Linked DNA regions of Homo sapiens: all the other regions are linked to region 1. Evidence: chromatin loops called from intact Hi-C (ENCODE). Cell type or tissue: B cell. All regions are shown on one strand. Each heading gives the region's core, and the rest is flanking DNA. Links, peaks and the distances in the headings are about the cores only. Region 1 has its middle 67 kb from the start of DLEU1-AS1. Region 2 has its middle 51 kb from the start of DLEU7-AS1. Region 3 has its middle 130 kb from the start of DLEU7-AS1.

Region 1 (7,151 bases), core at 1,982-5,981:
GGGCTTCCCTGGAGCCATAGCCTGAGCCATGCCAGCGAAGTCAGAGAAGAGCAGAAGCTCAAACATCCCAAGAATTGTGTTCCATAAAAGGCTCACTTTCTAGTCACACCTTGTACACATTCTCTAGAGAGAATCACCTATTTCTTATTTTTGAAATGTTCTTTAATGTCATAGAATTCAGGCTCAGGCAGACTTGGGTATGAATATCAGCTCTACCACTTATTACTGTGTGGTTCTATCTGAACCTTGGTTTTCCTATCTGTAAAATGGGCATATTAATGCTTACCTCACATGACCAGCTGTAATCTGGGCAATGCACCTAGCTCAGTGCCTGGCCCATAGTTGGTACTTAATAGGATGCCATGAAGGCTCTCAGAACATCCCTATGAGGATAATGCCTAATCATCCCACTGGAAATCCATATACATACTTTATTTAGCAACTGAAAGCGTAAATGTGATTCATTTACTCTGAATAGGTAATCTATTTATAGTGTGGATATGCAAGCATGTATAGTGAAAAGTCTCCCTCCCACCAATAGTCCATAGATGACTCCTAGTTCCTATTTCCTGAAATAATAAATACAGTTTTTTTTTGGAGCCATTTCCAGCCTATATGAGCAAACACATATAGTCATGCATCACTTAATAATAGGAATATGTCCTGAGAAATGCATTGTTAGGCTATTTCCTTGAGCAAAAAGTCTTTAAGAAATGAAAAAGTTTATAAATTTGAAAAATTACAGTAAGCTCATAAAGTGTGCTTACACAGACCTAGATGGTGTAGCCTACTACATATCCAGGCTATATGATGTAGCTTGTTGCTTCCAGGTTACAAACTGTACAGCATGTGACTGTACTGAATATGGTAGGCAACTGTAACATAGTGGTAAGTACTTGCATATCTCTATACATCAAACATAGAAAAGGCACAGTATAAATACAGTATAAAAGATAAAAACATAGTACACCTATACAGGACCCTTACCATGAATGGAACCTGCAGGACTAGCTGCAGAAAGAGCCCCCTCCTGCAGGACTAGGAGTTACTCTAGGTGAGTCAATGAGTGAGTGGTGAGTGATTTTGAGGGCTTAGGACATTGTACTACTGTAGTTTGTATACACACTATACACTTAGGCTACACTAAATTTATTTTAAAAAATTATCTTCAATAATAAATTAACCTTAACTTACTACAACTTTTAAAATTTTTAAACTTTTTCATTTCTTAAGGACATTTTTTTTCCTTTTCATTTCTGGTGGACATTTCTTCCACCTCCACATCTTGTCCCACTGGAAGGTCTTCAGGGGCAATAACACACACGGAGCTGTCATCTCCCATGATAACAAGGCCTTCTTCTGCATACCTCCTGCAGGACCTGTCTGAGTCTGTTTTATAGTAGCTTTATTTTTAAATAGAAAAATTACACTGTAGACTAATGATAAAAAGTGTAGTATAGTAAATACATAAGCCAGTAACATAGTTATTTATTATCATTATCAGATATTACATGCTGTACATAATCACATTTGTTATATTTTATAGAAGGCCAGCATAGTAGGTTGGTATACACCAGCATTACCACAAAAACCTGAGTAATGCATTGTACTACAATGTCATAATGGCTATGATGTCACTAGATAGGAATTTTTCAGCTCCATTATAATCTTGTGGGAGCATCATTATATATGTAGTTCATCATTGACCAAGACGTTATTATGTGATGCAATTTATACATAAATGCTTACATCTTTTTAAAAAAATGTAACTTAGCAGTATATCTTAAAGATTGTTCACTGCAGAAACTGTGGTTTCATTTATTTATAGCTGTATGGTATTCTGTAGTATGGATGTGCATGCCTACAATCTCCTGTCTGTAATTCCTAAAATTAAAAACAAAACAAAACAAACCTCTGTGAACCAAATAGCAAACTCATTTGGTGGCAAAACGTGACTTAGACTGATACAAGGACTGATATATAAGGTTCAATGCCCCATATGAGCTTTCTAAATTTCAAAACATTCTGACATGCAAACCACATCAAAACCCAGGGTTTCAAATAAAAAATTGTGGAGCTGAACTGTAATTCATTTAACTAGACCCTTGTTGACTGGCATTTGGATTTCTAAAAGTACTTTTTGCTATTACAGTGTGGTAGTAAATAATGTTGTATGTCACTTCACACCTGTAAAATAACATACATAGGATTAATTTCTAGAATTGGGATTTCTAGGTCAAAGAGTAAATGCATTTGCAATTTTGACATATTTGGCTAAATTATCCTCTGTAAAGGTTTTATATCTTCTCACCCCTCATAAGCTTATTCCCCCAACATTCTTCTTTTTCAGTCTTTCCATTTGAGAGGAGTAAGCATCTTTTCATACTTTAAATGGCTACATTCAGTTCATTTTCTGTGAGCTGTTCGTTTATTTATTTTGCTCATTTTTTACATTGGATTGTTGAAGTTTTTTTTAGTGATTTGTCAGAGTTCTTTATGTATAAAGGAAATGAATCCCTTGTGATACAATCTGCAATTTTTTTCTAGTTGACTTGCTTTCAACTTACTTGTGGTGGCTTTTGCTGTTGGGTTTATTTGTAGACTTATTTATTTATTTGTTTTCTCTCTCTGCAGACAACTTTCCTTCAGACTATGTGTTTTTTTAACTCCATATGTGGCATAATCTATTCTGATTTTTCTAAAGAAAGAGAAAGAAGTAAAGGATGCAGGGCAAAAAGCTATCCATATGATTTAGGTCTTAGGAGACTCAGGAAATTGATAGGCAACATTGAACATTTTAAATTCAGCACTTACTAAGGGTTTTGTGTTAAGTTTTTGTATCTATCTATAACAATAGCAACTTTCATTAGTGCATAGTACAATAATAGAATATATATATCTTAAAAACAATTTTGTTTTTTGTCTCAGTCAGAAAGCACAACCGTGTGCACAGTCACCTAACCATGTCTATTCCCTGTCTCTTGCTTTCCTTTTTCAAAGCATGTTTTGCTCTGTGGGTGTGCATGCCTGTGCGTGTGTTTTGTTTTTAAAGACATTGCTCATGTGCATAGTGCAAAGGTCATTAAAGAGAAAATTTGATTAGTTATTAAGTATGTTGTAAATATATTGGTATTGAAGACTATTTATTATATTTCCAAAGAAAAGATAAATGTTTCAAATACTTTAAGATAAAGAAGACTTCTGTTGAAATCCCCAATTAACTTTAAACTTTTCAAATCAGCAATCAGAATGAAAGGTGGTTAACCATCTGACATTTTGGCAATCTTGTGACATATACCGTAGTAAAGGCCAAAAAAACTGGAATTGAGTTTCATGAGAGGGAACAGATTCTAAGATTCGAGTGCAGAGGTGCCTGCATTATTCGAGTGCAGAGGTGCCTGCATTATTGTGGCTCTATTTGCTGTCTATTTCACTTGCCTATGCTTTGGGCCAGTGTAGGCCTCTTCTCTTTTCACTTTAAGCCTGTGGTTAATTTTCAAGTAAGAGGGCCCCATGGGGTGAGGCCCAGAGGAGGCGAAGGCTGGGGGTAGGTCAGGCGGGGGCGGGTGGGGGGGGGCCTGCAGACCACAGCCTCTGTTTATCCGCAGTGCAGGTGCAAGGCAGTGGCGGGAAGGCGGTGCCCCTGGGACTTCTCCCAATCAATCACCCCACCTAGGCCACCGGGTGGCCCCTTGGGGCTGCCTCACACAAAGTGCAGCCTTTCTCTGACATCCCAAACAGGCAGAGAGGCCAGAGTTCACAGAGAGCAGGGCTTTCACTACTTGGCTGTTTTTAAAATGTAGTCAAGTTAAACTGCAGGGAGAGTCCCAAATGGTAAAAATCTAAATAGTCTCACTTTCAGTCCATCTCCCTGCTCCCTGGAGCTGCTCTGACCTTACCTTCGATTTCCTGTCTTGAGCCTCCCCTCTCCATTTGAGGGGGTCACTGTTGTTTTTTCCCTCCTGTGAAACTCCTGCTTAGCTTCCAGCCTTTGGAGAAAGTGCTTAATATTTTCAGCAGTGGAGACTTCCTTTGCAGGCTTCAGAAAGACAATTTTCTTCGGGGAAGAAAGAAAGTGAGACCATAGCCAATGCAGCAGCTGACAGCCTCTAGCCAGACAGATGTTAGAGGAGGCAGAAGTGAGGAAAGATACAATATACTTTGGGGAATTTGTTAATCTGAAATTATTAATTATACTCTTGCTAAAGGCATTGTATTAAAAATCGGGCAACAAGAGAAAGAAGTAGAGATGCAGTTTCTACAATTCAGTTCACAATATACTTGAAAAGATCAAATAATGGCACATCAAAAGTAGAAACAGTAAATGGGTTAGCTCGGGGTTTAAATCCTAGTGCTGCTAGTTCATAGCTATATGACCCTGGCAAATTGCTTAACCTCTCTGAGCCTCTATTTTCTCATGAGTAAAGTGGAGATAGTGAGAGTATATACCTCCTAGGATTGCCCTGAGGATTAAATGAGATAAGTATGTAAAGTGCATGTCACTGGACTTGGCCTTCAGCAAGACTTAGTGAATGTGAGTGTTCATTGGTACAAACTCTGTATATGTTACAAGAGTACACAGTAGGACTCCTAGGAGTTCAGAAACGGGCAGGGCCCCCGTGGCTGGGATGATCAGAGAGAAGCTGCCACGAGGGGAGAAAGATTTGGCTTGAGTCAGAGAAAAGTAAAAGAACTTATATATGTGGAGGATTTTAGCTGAGGGGATGGCAAGTGGGTGGTACTGAGGCTCCCACGGCCTCCCCATTTTATGTGAACAAGATGAACTTCACTATTATCATGTTATATATTGGGGGGCCAGGGTCTTCCAAGTAAGACTTGGTGTGAAGAAGCTTTTTGTTCACACACACACACACAAATTGAAAACCAATGACTTGCTTAAAGGCAACTGGTGGATGAGACAAGAGCAGTATCTGAAAAGAAGATTTACATTCCCTAATGTGCATTTGTTCAGGGAGTCATTTGATAAACTTACCGAGGACCTCTTATGTTCTAGGTAAGAGGTGGAGGACACAAAGATCACTGAGATACTGTGGCTCCTGCTCCCGGCTTCTACTCGTGGGACAGTCAGCCACTTAAGTGAACATAAGATGAGCAAAGGGTGCCTGGGGCCATCACACTGAGCAAAGAGCCATCGGGGCCATCACATTTGCCAGGAGCACAAGGGTGGAAACTGAAAGGCTTCACTGATAGAAGTGACATGTGGGCTATGTGGCTGAGTGATGCATGCTGCCTCTTTATGTTTCAGGATATCAAGCAGTGTCTTGTCCCCTCCAAAGATGCACTTGAGGGGCTCCCCTCTGTCAAAGCGATGGGGCAGGCAGTGTGCAGGAGGAAGAAAGGCTAGACTCAGCCACAGGACCCCAAGTGTGAGCAGGGGAGCCACAGCAGTGCCCTCAGCAGAGCCTTGCTGGGAGCCTCCACCTGCAGAGGTAAAGTGCAGCTGGAGCTGAGCCCCTGGGAGGAAGGCAGACCAAGGCTTTTCTGGAAGACTCCTTGGGGCTGCTTTCAAGAGTTGCTCTGGATTAGCCTTTTCTGCCTTCTTTTTGCTTTAACAACTGTACAATCCCTGTGCTAGAAGAGCCCTCTGTGGCCATGGAAGCGCCTAAGTGCAGGATCAAAGGGTTTGCTGGTCAGGTGAAGGGACTCAACAATATGAACAAAATTAGGCGCATTTAGTTCCTTTTTGGGACTCCTAACTTTTCATTTTCATATGGCTGCGGAGGGCATGCCTAGCATATCTGTGGAACCAGGGTGCCTGTGGAGAATGGATGCATAATAAACGTTTGGACCATGGAGTGAAATAAGCCAAATAGGGCATAGCTTCATAATTAAATTCACAGATGAAACCTGATGGAGATAGGATCTGGGAACACCAGCGACAATTGAGAAACTGCCCCAGAGGGATAGAGGGGAAAGGGACTAGCTGTATAGGCAGGAAATAACAACTTGAGGTTTGACCTTGAACAATGGAAGGCTAATTCACCTGGGCTGACATAATTGAAAACACAGATATACAGCACAGAAAAGGCACATGGAAATGTAAACCGTTGATAAGAGCTTGGGGAGAGTAAGTAGCAAATTGGATTGCAGATTAAATCAGGGCAAGGTTGCAAATTACTCAACTCCAGTGAGGGGTCTGCTAGACTTACAGCCCTGCTTGGCTCCACTGTGAGCTGGTGCAGGCAAAGGAAAGGCTGGGACATCATAAGATAGGGACCCAGGGCTTCTTCCTTCACCAATGCACAGAGGAACACAGGCAAGAGCTAATAGCAGGGAGGTCACTGATTGGTGTGGGCCTGTGTCTCTCTTGGCTTAAATAAAGTGGGAAAGAACACTTTGCCTTACATGCAAGATCCTCTGGGATGAGGTGGGGTAGGGAGGCTTCAGAGAGGAGGCTGGGGAGCTGATGTAGGTGATGGGGACATAGGTCAGGAAAGGAATTTGCATTTAGAACGAAACGTGGCACATGGTGGCACTCAATTTGTGTTAACTGCCACCAACCTCAACTCGCCTCAGAGTAAATATTGGGGCCTCTCCAATGGGAGCGTGGGCCCACTAGTGATTCTAGGTTTCTCCAGGTGGTCCTGAGCTGCCATATTGTACGTGTTTTTAATGCTTTCCCAGTGCCTAGTCTTTTGCTTTTGACACGAGTTACTTTTAGAATTTTATGTATTTCATTGTCTCATAAATACAGCTTCATTCTTTTTTTTTTTTTTTTTTTTTGTAATAAGCAAGAGTATAGAGATTAAATAGGGTCTTGGGTCCACTTAAATTGCCCACAGGTCAAAACATTCTGAGAAACAACGCTGCCAGTGATTAAAAAGAGCCAATTTAGAGGCTAATTTAGTAATTTATTAATTAATTTACTAATTTCTTAAATGTATTTAGAGGCTACTTTAGTAGTTATCCTCCCTGTTAGACAGGCACAAAAAGATCCTTGGCCTCTGTCCCTTCTCTTTACCTCTCACGTTGGCTGTTGATCTGGTGGATTCTACTTCCTTCAATACCTTCACAGCTGTCCCCTTCTTACAAGTCCCACTGCCACTGGCTGTCTTCACCCCAGGAGATGCAGTGCCTTCATCCCTGCTCCCCCTCTCTCCGCCTTCCATCTGCCCACCACCATTCTCAAT
Region 2 (7,151 bases), core at 1,270-5,269, 160 kb after region 1:
GAGCCCTGCCCCGTGGGAAGGCAGCTAAGGCCTGGCAAGAAATTGAGCACAGCACTGGTGGGCCGGCTCTGCTGGGGGACCCAGTACATCCTCCACAGCCGCTGGCCCGGTTGCTAAGCCCCTCATTGCCCGGGGCCAGCAGGGCAGGCCAGCTGCTCTGAGTGGAGTCCCCCGAGCCCACGCCCACCCGGAACTCGCACTGGCCCGCAAGCACCGTGCGCAGCCCCAGTTCCCACTCAGGCTTCTCCCTCCACACCTCCCTGCAAGCTGAGGGAGCCAGCTCAGGCCTTGACCATCCCAGAAAGGGGCTCCCACAGTGCAGCGGTAGGCTGAAAGGCTCCTCAAGTGCCGCCAAAGTGGGAGCCCAGGCAGAGGTGCCAAGAGCGAGCGAGGGCTGCAAGGGCTGCCAGCACACTGTCACCTCTCAGTGTCATTATTGTCGTTCAGTTTGAAGAATTTTTTAATTTCCATCTTGATTTCGTTTTTTGACCAAGTGCTCATTCAGGAGCAGGTTATTTAATTTCCATGTATTTGCATGGTTTTGAAGGTTCCTTTTGGAGTTGATTTCCAGTTTTTTCCCACTGTGGTCTGAGAGAGTGCTTGATATAATTTCAATTTTCTTAAATTTATTCCAGCTTATTTTATGGCCTATCATATGGTCTATCTTAAAGAAGGTTCCATATGCTGTTAAATAGAATGTGTATTTGCGATTATTGGATGAAATGTTCTGTATATATCTGTTAAGTCCATTTGTTCCAAGGTAGTTTAAATCCATTGTTTCCTTGTTGAGTTTCTGTCTTGACGACCTGTCTAGTGCTATCAGTGGAGTATTGAAGTCCCCCACTATTATTGTGTTGCTGTCTATCTCATTTCTTAGGTCTATTAGTAATTGTTTTATAAATTTGGGAGCTCCAGTGTTAGATGCATATATGTTTAGGATTGTGATATTTTCCTGTTGGACAAGGCCTTTTACCATTATATAATATCCCTCTTTGTCTCTTTTAACTGCTGCTGCTTCAAAGTTTGTTTTGTCTGAAATAAGAATAGCTATCTCTGCTCCCTTTTGGTGTCCATTTGCATAAAATGCCTTTTTCCACCCCTTTACTTTAAGTTTATGTGAGTCCTTATGTGTTAGGTGAGTCTCCTGAAAGCAGCAGATAGTTGGTCAGTGAGTTCTTATCTATTCTGCAGTTCTGTATCTTTTAAGTGGAGCATTTAAGCCATTAACATCCAGTGTTAGTATTGAGATATGAAGTACCATTGCATTCATTGTGCTATTTGTTGGCTGTGTACCTTGGTTTTTTTGTTTTTGCTTTTTAAATTGTATTTTTGTATTATAGGTCCTGTGTGATTTATACCTTAAAGAGGTTCTGTTTTGATGTGTTTCCAGGATTTGCTTCAAGATTTAGAGCTCCTTTTAGCAGTTCTTGTTGTAGTGGTTTGGTAGTGGCGAATTCTCTCAGCATTTGTTTGTCTGAAAAAGACTGTATCTTTCCTTCATATGTGATTCTTATCTTCACTGGATACAAAATTCTTGGCTGAAAATTGTTTTGCTTGAGGAGGCTGAAGATAGGGCCCCAATCTCTTCTAGCTTGCAAGGTTTCTGTTGAGAAATCTGCTGTTAGTCTGATAGGTTTTCCTTTATAGGTTAACTGGTGCCTTTGTCTCATAGCTCTTAAGATTCCTTCCTTCGTCTTAACTTTAGATACCCTGATGACAATGTGTGTAGGTGATGATCTTTTTGTGATGAATTTCCCAGGTGTTCTTTGTGCTTCTTGTATTTGAATGTCTATGTCTCTAGCAAGGCTGGGAAAGTTTTACTCTATTATTCCCCCAAATATGTTTTCCAAACTCTTAGATTTCTCTTCTCCCTCAAGAACACCGATTATTCTTAGGTTTGGTTGTTTAACATAATCCCAGACTTCTTGGAGGCTTTGTTCATATTTTCTTATTCTTTTTTCTTTGTCTTTGTTATATTGGGTTAATTTGAAGACCTTGTCTTTAAGCTCTGAATTTCGTTCTTCTACTTGTTCAATTCTATTGCTGAGACTTTCCAGAACATTTTGTATTTCTATAAATGTGTCCAATGTTTCCTGAAGTTTTTATTGCTTTTTTTTATGCTATCTATTTCCTTTAATATTTCTCCCTTCACTTCTTGTATCACTTTTCAGATGTCCTTGCATTGGGCTTCGCCTTTCTCTGGTGCCTCCCCAATTAGCTTAATAACTAACCTCCTGAATTCTTTTCCAGGTAAATCAGGGATTTCTTCTTGGTTTGTATCCATTGCTGGTGAGCTAATGTGATTTTTTTTTGAGGGGGGGGGCACGGTATTAAAGAACTTTGTACTTTGTTTTGCCATATTACCAGTGTTGTTTTTCTGCTTCCTTTTCATTTAGGTAGGCTCCGTCAGAGGCAAGGTCTAGGGCTGAAGGCTGTTGTTCAGATTCTTTTGTCCCATGGGGTGTTCCCTTGATGCAGTACTCTCCCCCTTTTCCTATGGATGTGGCTTTTTGTGAGCCAAGCTGCAATGATTGTTATCTCTCTTCTGGGTCTAGCCACCCAGCAAGTCTCCCCACCTCCAGGCTGGTACTGGGGGTTGTCTGCACAGAGTCCTGTGATGTGAACTGTCTATGGGTCTCTCAGCCACGGATACCAGCACCTGTTCTGGTGGAGGTTGCAGGGGGGTGAAATGGACTCTGTGAGGGTTCTTAGCTTTTTGGTGGTTTAATGTTCTATTTTTGTGCTGGTTGGCCTCCTGCCAGGAGGTGGCACTTTCCAGAGAGCATCAGCTGTGGTAGTATGGAGAGAAACAGGTGGTGGGCGGGGCCCTAGAACTCCCAAGAGTATACGCCCTTTGTCTTCAGCTGCCAGAGTGAATAGGGAAGGCCCATCAGGTAGGGGCAGGACTAGGCATGTCTGAGCTCAGACTCTCCTTCGATGGGTCTTGCTGTGGCTGCTGTGGGAGATGAGGGTGAGGTTCCCAGGTCAATGGAGTTGTGTACCTAGAAAGATTATGGCTGCCTCTGCTGAGTCATGCAGGTTGTCAGGGAAGTGGGGGAAAGCCGACAGTCACAGGCCTCATTCAGCTCCCACACAATTCAGAGGGCCGGTCTCCCTCTCACTGTGACCCGCTAACAACCCTGAGGCTGTTTCCAGGCAGTGGGCCGAGCAGGGCTTGAGAACTTGCCCCAGGCTACCTGCCTCCCAGCTGTGAAAGAACACAGCTTTTGTTCTTCCCCTGCCTGTGGAGTCTACACACCAGATTTGCACCCTCCCCTGATTTCCGGCCAGGAAGCTTCTTTCTGGGTTCAAATTTTTTCAAATTTCAGCTGGAGACTTCCTTCTTCCTGTGGTGTTTTCCCCCATACCTCTGGCTGCCCTCCCGAAGGATCCCTGTCATGCCAGGCAGGAATAGCCTGCTTGGGGACCCAGCGAGCTCCTGGGGCCTTTCCCGCTGCTTCCTCTACCCCTGTATTTTGCTGGGCTCTCTAAATTGGCTGAGCTCCAGGTAAGGTTGGAAACTTCTCCCGCAAATTAAGCCTTCTTTTATTTACTCCAGTGAGGGTGTGTGTTCAGGAGCGGAGGGTTTCCCTTTCCCACTTCTGCAGTTTGGGCACTCACAGTATTTACAGTGTCTTCCAGGTCCTGCAGGAGCAGTCCGCTTCTTTCAGAGGGTCTGTGGATCCTCTCAGGATTTCTGGTTTATTCTTGTCATTCTGGAGCTAAAATTCATGATGCAAGCCTCTGCACACTGCTCTGTCCATCTGAGTCAGAGCTGCAATCTAGTCCTGCCTCCCATCTGCAATGATGATCTTTTGTTGTTGTTGTTTTTTTAAAGAAATTAGCAACACAAAAGTGAGGCAGACGAACTAGTTGGGCTTCTAACTCAGCACCCAGATATAAACAAATTTAGTCATAGGAACCTTGACTTCAATTAATCTTCTCTGGTCATAATTCTTCTTGACTTATTCTCTGCTAATCTGCCATGCTAGGTTTATTGATAGACATCCAAAATGATCAGAGATTCTGAGATGTTACTTTTTCATTTCTGCTGCATGGCATTCTAGAGTTTCCCCACCAGCCAAACCAATGCAAAACTTGACTTTGTAAACTCGAGCGCTCACACCTTCAGTCTAGGTTTGTTTCTCCTGGCACACTATTCGTCATGCTTGTTACTGCAATCGATTTCTATTTTCCTCTAAACCTCCATCTTTCAGGCTGAACTTGATCACAGGCTGAGTGGATGGGTAGGGGATAGAATATGGAAATGTTTCTCTTTCTAAATGTGATTATAAAATAGGAATTTGTTATATCTTTTTCAGGCATATCCACAGCTCTTCAAATAAGCAATGTGATGTTAGCAAAAGTGCAGGGGCTCCTTGAGAACTTTCCAGGGCTAACCAGCTGCTGAGGAGTGGCCTCCAGGAAAGAGAGAAGCACTCTGATTCAGGCAGTGATTTACACCTAAAATACCAACTCCATCATATCTTCAGAACAATTCTTCTAGACCTTGCATCTAAATATGGTAAGTGTGAAATATATTTTATACCTAACTTGGTCCCCAGTATTATTTTCATTACCAAGATTTTTTTTTTTTTTTTTTTTTTTTTGAGATGAGGTTTAGCTATGTTGCCCAGGTTGGTCTCAAATTGCTGGCCTTAAGCAATCCTCCCACCTCAGCCTCCCAAAGTGGTAGAATTACAGGTGTGAGTCACTACACCTGGCCCCAAGATGTATTTTTAACCATAATTGGAGCAAGCAACATGTTTAATGGGGAAAATAGATAATTTTTGAATTTTGTGATTTGGAAGCTTATTGTTAACAGTGCTAAAGAAACGTTAAAAACACTCCAAAATGTGTCTTTAAGACTGTGGTACACATTGATCAAAGTGAGAAGATAACCAGTTAATTAAGGTTTCTTTTGTCCTTATTTCACTCTTGTATTAGTTATCCACTGCTGCATAACAAATGGCCCCCAAAGTGAGCAGTGTAAAAAAAATTTATTATGTCAGTTTCACAGTATTCACAGTTTCCGTGAGTCAGGAATCCCAGTATTTCTCAGCTGGGTGCCTCTGGCTCAGTAGCTTTCATGAAGCTGCAGTTAAGCAGTCACTTAGGGCTGGGGCTGTGGGGCTGTGGTCTCCACTGAAGACTCCACCGGGGGAAGTCAGCTCTAAGCCCACTTACCTGCTGGTTGCCAGGCCTCATGGGCAGTTGGACAGAGGGCTCTATTTCCCACTGTTGGCTGAAGGCCTCCCTCAGTTCCTTGTCACATGAACCTCTCCACAGGGCTGACTATAAACACAACTGGCTTTCTCCAGAGTGAGGGATGAGAGAGAAGGAGAAAGAGGATACTCAAGAAAGAAGCCATAGTCTTTTTATGACTAAATCTCAGGAGTGGCACTCCTTTACTTAGCTATTGTTTTCTATTCACTGGAAGTGAGTCACTATGTCCAGCCCACATTCAAGGGGAGAAGATTGCAGAAGGAAGCAAGGATAATTGGAGCCCATCTTAGGCTTACCACAGCCCCCATTTCCAAATATTTTAATGTGTAATCCTCAATGGAGAATGTCTTGAACTAGTGTCACTGAGATTCTTCAATCATTAGCTACCACAAGAAAATCGGAATTCCTTTGAAAATTCATTTCAAACTAGTTCATCCAATTTGCAAACACATTCCCTTAGACAGGGGTTGATTTATTCCTCATCTTTGTAACCTCCTTTTCCACTCCCCCCATATACATATTTTCCATTTTAAGCCTAGTCTATCAGCTTCATTTAGAGATATCTGGAAGGAACAAAGAAACAAACACAAAAATATCTGACTGACATAACATACTAGCTGTATGGCTTCAGTAAAATCACTTAACTATTATGGGTCTTGGTTCCTTCATCTACTGGAAGAATGGCTTGATCCCAATGATCTCTTAGGCCTCCCACAGATTTAGAAGTTTATGAGATTTTGATTCCATGTGTGTAAACTAGGGATGGAACTAAATGTGTGGCAGAAATAAAGACTTCAGAGGTCTATAGTGAAAGTTAAATGAATAAGTTTTGGGAGTTTTATGAAGCACTTTGTACACTCTAAAGTCCTATGCACATGTAAGGGCTTATTCTTATTTAGCCCTTATCATGAATAGATCAGGGCAGAAGGGCACAGTAGTGATAGTAGTCTTCTTATTCAGCTAGTCAGGTGGCCCCCAGTGTCACTCTCTTAGATCCATTCTTTCCCAGTGGAAAAACACCAGGAAGGGAGTCAGCAGAGGAAGTGACCCAGTGGAAGAAGTGACCCGTGAGGGAAATATTGGACCTATTTTAGATTCTCAGTGTGCTAAGAACTCAGGGGGCTTCTGTGACTTCTCTGAGTTACCCTGGATCTCCACGTACACTCTTTGGCCACCCCTCCACAGCAAGAACTTCTCTCCTGGAGCCCAGTCCTGCAAATTCTCTCTTCCCTCTGCCAGCCACCTTCCATCCTTTGGACCCTCCCTTCTGAGATCCTACTATTCCTTGGATAGTGACCCCCCATGTAGCTCATCAGTCAGTGTCAGCTCTACCTGGTTCCATAGCAAATTGCTAAATATGAGGTCTTTTACGTATTCTTGAGTATACACTTTATGCATACAAAAGATCATTCAGGGGTTTGGTCTGGTTTTTAGACAGCAATGTTAGATTTATTCAAGCTCTATATTTAAAAATGCAATTCATATTTAGGCTTTTGTGTTCATCTTATAAATCCTATTTTACTTGTAAAATAAAAACTTCTGCCAAATTTTAGCAATCACAGTTAAGGATCCCTTGAATAATATTTGGTCTCATTTTATAAAGCAAGCTAATTAAACATCTTTGAATACTTTCAATTACACTTACAAATATAAGTACTTTTAAGCACTTCAGTATTCTTTTTTTTGGTGGGAGCTGGGGGCAATGGGAGGGCAGGGACAGGGTCTCACTCTGTTGCCCAGGCTGGAGTTCACTGGCATGATCATAGTTCACAGCAGCCTCAAACTCGTGGGCTCAAGCAATCCTCCTGCCTCAGCCTCACAAGTCGCTAGGATTACAGGCATGTGCCACCAGGTCTGGCTAACTTTTGTATTTTTTGTAGAGATGAGGGTCTTGCTATGTTGACCAGGCTGGTCTCAAACTCCTG
Region 3 (7,151 bases), core at 1,883-5,882, 81 kb after region 1:
TAATAGCTGTGAAGGGCAGTGCACATGAAAGGGTCATCATCAACGCCCAGCTTGTGGCTGACCACTCCTCAGGGGCCAGCTCTTTCCCATGAAAAACCAAGGAGTCCTTGTACTGATTTTTTAAAATTTATGAAACATGAGCTCATTGGGAAATCTTGAACAAACAGAAGCTTTCCCACTCTTTTAATTCAAAACATTTCTAAAATATTCATTTGGCCCATTTTCTGGCCTTATTAAGTTAAACATAAGGGACAGAACAGAGTATTGATTTCAGCACTTTCAGGAGTTCCAGGCTTGCTGATCAACACCAGAGACAGGAACAGGGAAGAGGAGGTTGCACTGGGAAGGAGGCAGAGAAGACACTCGGGTCCAGGGAGACCAAGACACATCCTGTAGACTCATCATGTGTCTGTGCACACCCAGTTAGGACGGCGCTGAGTGCCCAATCCCTTCAAGCCTGCTCCTCTCCTAGTTCTCTCTGATTCAGTCAATGGCAGTTCCCTCTTCCGATAGCTCCAGTGAAGGCCTCGGGAGCCCTCCTGGGCTCTTCTGTCACACCCTTCACGTTTGCTTCATCAGCACAGTCTTGGGCTTTACGTTGATGTCAAACTGAGAATCCCACTACTCCTCTCCACTTCACTGCCCCACTCCATCCAAGCTGCCATCCTTTCTCCATGGATTGGTTCAATAGCCTCAAAATGGATCTCCTTACTCTGCCCCCAACCTTCCCATTCCTCTTGAGTTTATTCTCAACAGGGTACCGAGAGCGATCCTGCTGAAGTGTGTATCAGATCAAGTCAGTCCTCTGTTCAAACTCTCCAAGAGCTTCCCCACTTTAGAAGCAAAAATCCTTACGATGATCTGCAAGATTCTCCACACTGCGGCCCCTTGTTTTTTCTGTGCCTCGCCTTAATCCCCTCCCCTACCCCTGGCCTCTCTTAACTCTTTTCTGGCCTCTTCACTGTTCCTTAAACGTACAAGGTAACCTGTTGCCTCGGGGCCTTTGCAGTTGCTGTTCTCTTTCTTGGAATGTTCTTCCCCCAGACACCTGCAAGGCTGGCTCCCTCATCATCTCCTTTCGGTCTGGATTCAAATGTTACTTTCTCAGTGAAGCCTTTCTTGACCACATGGCCTAAAATAGTAACCTGCTCTCCACTCTCGCTCTTCCACATATTCTTTCTATAACTGTTTTCTGCTTCATTTGTTATTAGCATTTAGGATTATCTGATATGCTATATATTTGACTTATTGTTTTATTTTTCTTCCCTATAAAAATATAAGCTCTATGAGAGTAGGAAGCTTACATTTTGTCCAGGACAGTGCCTAACACAAAGTAAGTACTTAATAAACAATTTTTAACAGATGAATGATTGAAATGACTAAACAAAAATAAAAACCCTGACCACAGTTTTTCTTTTTTCTTTTTTTGGAGACAGTATCTCACTCTGTTACCTAAGCTAGAGTGCAATCATAGCTCATTGCAGCCTTGATTCCTGAGGCTCCTGTGATTCCTGCCCCCACCTCAGCCTCCAAAGTTGCTGGGGCTACAGGCATGCACCACCACACCTGGCTAACTTTTATGTAGAGATGTAGTCTCACTGTGTTACCCATACTGATTTCAAATCCTGGCCTCAAGCAATCCTCCAGCCTCGACCTCCCAAACTGCTGGGATTACAGGCATGAGCCACCACGGGCCCTTGACTACAGTAGTTTAAACAGAGAATAGAAATTTAACACAACTAGAAGTTTCAGATTAGGCAGTCTAGGGCTCTACAACGATGCCATCAGAGGCCCAGTTTTTTTTTTTTTGTTTCAGTTTTTTCATTTCATCATACTTAAGTAAGTTTTTGCCTCATGACTGCAAAATGGCTGCTGCCCCACCAGACAACACATGATCTTTCCAAAGCAGAGGGAAGAAATGGAATGCAAAATAGGAAATGGCAGCATTTGTATTAGGAAAGCAAAAGCTTTCCCAGAAACTCTCAACTTATATCTCATTAATCAGAACCTTTTGGCATGGCTACCCCTTGCTATAACACTAAACAAAAACTGAATTTTGTTAGTGAGGAATGGACACAGGGCAGGTGGTTCCCAGTATGTGTCATAGAGCATAAGTCTCTGTCACCCTTCAACTTCAGCTCATGCTTCTCTGCTTGGGATAAGGAGGAGCTTATGAGACCCCAAGTCAAGGGAATGAGTTTGGGGAAGCCTTAGATGTAACCGTTGCTGGAGAGAAAACCTGAGTCCTGCTCTGGCAGAAGAGCTGTGGAATCGGACACCTACAACACTTTGGCAGCCATGTTCCCAGTGTAGGAATGAAGGTGACCCAGAGGATCATGAAAATGTCCAGAAAAGGCTCACGTTGTCCTAAGAGACAGTCCCAGCAGCCTTCACTTCTTTGCTTCCAGGTGTTTTGGAGGTCCCACTGCAAATTATTCTAGCTGTGGTGACAATGATGCTTTTATTGCATGCCTTGACATACAGGAGAGACACCTGAGTTTAGACTTGGCTCACTGTACCCTCTGAACCAGTGGTTCTCAACAAGGCAAGATCAGCTTGGAGATTTGACAGCTTCCACCTGCCCCCAACTACAATAACACATAGAGAGCATAGAGCGTCTCCGTGCAAACCCACTCCCTTTTGCCTCAAGGGAAGAATATTTTCAACATCTCCCCAAGCAATTCTGATACTCAGAGAGGAGTATCTCCTCTGGAGAGGAGGCCCCTCTGTTCTCAACCCAGAAGTTTCAGTGTCAAGGAGCAAGGTGACAGGGGGTGGCCCTGTTACATTTTTTTCTTTTTTATTGATACATAATATTTTTACATATTTTGGGGCTACATGTGATATTTTGTTATATGCATAGAGTATGTAATTATCAAGTCAGGACATTTAGGATATCCATCACCTCGAGCATTTATCATTTCAATGTGTTGAGAACATTTTAAGTCCTCACTTCTAGTTATTTTGAAATATATATTACTGTTATCTATAGTCACCCTTCTATACTATCAAACATGAGAACTTACTGTTTCTATTTAACTGTACATAGTACCCACTAACCAATATCTCATCACCTGCCTGCCACCCTCCCACCGCCCTACTCCATCCTTCCAAGCCTCTAGTAACTATCAGTGTCAGGAACAAGGACTTGGCCCACTTATGGTGTGACTGTAGACCTGCACCTCCCAGCCACCATCCTGTCCCAAGACAAAGGCGAACACGTTTGCAAGCTGCAGAGGCCACCCAGGAATGGGCTGTGTGCAGACTCAGAGCTTTGCTAGCCCAAAACATTAATGCTTGCCACAGAGCCCTGGGTGGGAAAGCAGTCACTGGACTTCTTTATTCAGTTCCTTTTTCTTTGCTGAAAGGCCGGAATCCAAGACTTAGAGACAAAGTCTGTTCCCTTTGGGACTCTTGTATGAGGGGCCTACAGCCCTTCTTCAGAGAGGAGGAGATCTGTGCCCTGTGTTTGCTATAATTATAATGACAGGAAGCCAAGAACTTCGGCCTCCTCCCCCAGTGTTCCCACTATGCTGAGGATGGAGGAAGGGACCCCAGTTTATTCACCTCTTCAGAGACCACTTCTCAGGCTGCCCTGGGAGACATCCTTGTCTTTGCAACTCCAAGCCAGTTATGGGCAACAGAAGCCCAGCTTGTGTGTTGGTTTGTGGGGAAAAGGAAAGGTGGGGACCTACATGCTGTGATTGTAACATCTAGAAGCCTTGAGAAAGGTCTCAAAACCTGTCATAAAAGGGTTGGTGGAAAGGCCTGAGAGTTTGACATGAGAGAAGATTGAGGGCATCTAATAAGGGACTCCAAATATTTGAAAGAAAAATTAGGCATATTCTTCAAAGTATCAGCAGGAAAAGCAAAGAAGTTGTTACAAGAAGTTGCACAGGTGTTTTCTTTCTTTTCTTTTAATCAGCAAGAGCTGTAAGACAATGGGACAGATTTCCCCTGAAGGTAGTGAGTTTCCTGACTCTGGATGTGTCCGAGCAGAGCCTTATCTAGCAGGCATGTTGCTGAGTGGACTCTCATTTGGTGGAGGCAAAGGCTGGATGTCCTCTTCCAGCCTTGAGATTCCTTAAAGGTGTGATATCCCCTTTGCCCACCTGCATGTGACCCAGGGCTCAGTGTCTATCACTGCAGATGGCAGATCTCTTCCTCTTTCACACATTGCCCTTTGAGGGAACAAACATTAACAATTCTCACCACAGTGTGAATGCTTCAAAATTTTTTCTTCTGTGACAGTGGCAGTGACTCAGGGGAACTTGGCTGAGCTTCAGCTCACTCCTATCTCAGTCAACTCTTACAGATTAGTTGATAGTCTCAGTAAAGCCAGTATAGTTACTTGCTCAGCAGGCTGGTTTCAGGACAAGTTCTCTAGCTCTTACAAAACAGATTTCTGATATCTCCGATGGAATGTTGATTCAGCAGGTCTGGGGTAGAGTTGTAAAAGTGCTCCCAAGTGATTCTCATAGTCATGTTTGAGAACACTTTCCTAAGCTTTTCCTCAACCAAATCCCTAAAGATCCACTGGGAAGAATTATTTTGGCCTTATTTTATCAAGCTCGAATCAACAGGCACTATGCCCCATAAGGATGGCTAAATTTTTTCAATTCTTTCTACACAATGTTCACCTGGGATTTGAAACTAATGTACATGTTTCACTGGATGGTCATTGTTTGTTTGTACATCCTCCTTCCCTCCTGTCCCAGCCCCTACAATGCTCTAGCTCTGCCAGGGCCAGAGCTATGTCTTTCTTCTCGGCATTTCCTGCATCCAGCACAAAACTAGGCATAAACCAAGTGTTCAATATTTGAGGAAAGCAGAAGCGAAGATGGGAAGGCAGGATATGCTTGTCCAAAGGATCATGTCAGTTTCAACAAAGATTGCTTGAGTCCTGTGCAAAAAATGCAAGGGACAGAGCGGGTTGGGAGTGGTTCTGTACTTGTGCATGTGAAATGGGGACTGAGTGTTACTAATTTGTTTCTATGTCTCTCCAAAATCGTAAGGCCTCCCAGTGCTAAGAGTGCAATTCACCACTCTTGACTGTCCTCAACCTCTTCAGCATGTATTTGAGTGTTTATACCGCTCCTCATAAAGATAGCTGCTGCTATCCTGACTGCAGATTTTTCTAAAGTCATTCACTTGCACTTTTATTTTAGTAAAAACCATGAGTACCTTGAGATGAATACATTATGGAGACAACTGTCATCACGACCACATGTGGTATTATTTACTCATGTCAGTTTGAATGATTAATGTGGAAAAATGGCTGGGCAGCTAATATGATTGAGGGCTGGATAGGACAATGTCTGTGTGATTTCAAACAATGCCCATACTGTGCGTGGCGAGTCGCAGAAACATGAATAGCTGGCACTACTCCCTCCTCTCTCTGCCGACTCCCTTTCTTGGCTGGATTCTCCCTCAAACTCCCCACCCCCAGAGACTCCAATTTTCCATCTACAGCCAAGGAGGAGAAAGCAGGGACCCTTTAAACTTTAGCAGCCTGGGGGTTATGTGTGGTGTCAGCCATCTGGCTGATGTCATTGGTGACTCCTCAGCCAGCCAGAGGGCAGAGGAGACTCACGAGGCCTTGAAAGAGAATCCAGGATTGTTGGCTGGTCTTTGCTTCCTTTAATGAGTGGCTACATAGACAATGTCATAAACCAAATGACGGTTTATTCTTCAGAGAAGCATCGTTGCAGTGGAAGAGTTTGGATGAGAACAAGGCGCTACAAATCAATCAGGGATTTGTTCTGTAGGCCTGTCAGGTCTATAAATAGCTAGACTCCTGCTTACCAAGTAGTGGATGGATGTACATCTCCAGGTAATAAGAATTTTCTGTGTTCTTTTTCTTGTGGCAAGCCTGAGAGACCACAGGATGAAAGCTTTTCTCAGCCTCCATTGTCACTGCTACCCCTGCGATTGTTAGTTGCCTCCCTTTGACTGAGATGTTGGGGTGGAGAGCTTGCTAGATCCATGCTAAATGCCTTGAATGTGTTGCCTCATTTAAACATCAAAGTTGATGAAAAAACTGAGGTTCAGGGGGTTGAAATAACCAGTTTGAGGTCACACTGTGGTGAGTGACCCAGTGGAACTGGAATCCAGGGCTGTCTGGCCCTAGAACCTGAGCTGGTCACACATCCGCCTTGTGTGTCATCAGCTTTAATCCCTTTCTTTTGGCTTTGTGGTGTGTGTGGGAGGAAGGGCTCACTGTTAAGAGAGGAAAGTAGAGGGAGTGACAGAGGACACCCCCCTTCAGGCTGCCTACTACAGAGTGACCCCCAGGCCCGGGGGTGGGAGGGATGGTGGGCAGGCAGGCTAACAAACGAAAGAGACAGTGAAAGAGACTGTGGCTTTTTCCTTCTGGGTTACAAATCATGGTGCCAATCTCAGCAATTTTGGTTGGGGAGGGTTCTTTTCCGTGACGTCACTTCAGCTTCGAGGCACAAGTTGGCTAGTGCATAAGATACAATGAGAGATTCAGCCAACATGGAAAACTGTGAATGTCTCCTAGAAGTGTTACTGCTTTGATCCTTGTGAAGAAGTTCCCTCACCTTTTAAGAGGGTCCTCATGCCAATGTGGGGCACTTGGGGCTCACATTTGGCCATGGCTATGCTGCCCTTGGGGTCCTTAGTCCTTGGTTCAGATGGCTGTCAGGCTTTTCCCGACTCCTATGGAATAACCCTGTGCACAACACTTGAGGACATGATGACAAGTTTTCTGCAGAGTGCTGACACCACCAGCCCCTTGTGTGTGGTCTGCGATATGGTGTCAGACAAGACCTGAAATCAGATTGAGCAGCTTGTTTTCTTACAACATGGAAAAGCTGTCTTTCACACCAGTAGACACCAAGAAACAAAAAGCAAGACTATGATCCTGTCTGAGAAATTTGTAAAAATGTTCAAGCAGGGGTGTTAAAGAAAACCAGAATGGAGTGACAATGTGGGATCTAAACATTTGACCTGTGACACTAACTTTTATTTTTTTCATTCCTATTATTTTGGAGTTGCTCATTTTTGAAATTCCTGTCTCCTTCCTGTTCTGATTTTTGATCCAGCATTAGTCATTTTGACCCATAATAATCTCACACCACATTGCATCAGTATTTTCCTATCTTTATTCTACTTTGGGGATGGGGCAG

Evidence for each region. Hi-C counts contacts between places; a loop is a spot of excess contacts. Peaks named below come from ENCODE experiments on the same cell type or tissue, not always from the same donor. Only the 100,000 strongest peaks of a DNase experiment are listed, where the experiment ranks them.
Region 2: a loop joins it to region 1, with 11 times the contacts of the local background. A loop is called at or near these places in 3 of 110 quality-filtered maps.
Region 3: a loop joins it to region 1, with 9 times the contacts of the local background. A loop is called at or near these places in 17 of 110 quality-filtered maps.

The regions. Positions count from the first base shown.
Region 1 is chr13:50,590,948-50,598,098 of GRCh38, forward strand. No RefSeq gene overlaps it. Among named protein-coding and RNA genes, the nearest start is that of DLEU1-AS1, 67 kb to the left of the region's middle. RefSeq lists a silencer at 3,530-3,729 and an enhancer at 3,830-4,029. In B cell, for the core only: no CTCF peak of the experiment used is centred there; DNase peaks (open chromatin) are centred at 3,694 and 5,110; H3K4me3 peaks cover 1,197 bases; H3K27ac peaks cover 3,812 bases.
Region 2 is chr13:50,753,441-50,760,591 of GRCh38, forward strand. It overlaps a transcript of DLEU7 not described here. Among named protein-coding and RNA genes, the nearest start is that of DLEU7-AS1, 51 kb to the right of the region's middle. RefSeq lists enhancers at 2,793-2,842, 2,873-2,922, 2,953-3,062. In B cell, for the core only: no CTCF peak of the experiment used is centred there; a DNase peak (open chromatin) is centred at 2,831; H3K27ac peaks cover 1,132 bases.
Region 3 is chr13:50,672,509-50,679,659 of GRCh38, forward strand. No RefSeq gene overlaps it. Among named protein-coding and RNA genes, the nearest start is that of DLEU7-AS1, 130 kb to the right of the region's middle. In B cell, for the core only: no CTCF peak of the experiment used is centred there; a DNase peak (open chromatin) is centred at 4,183.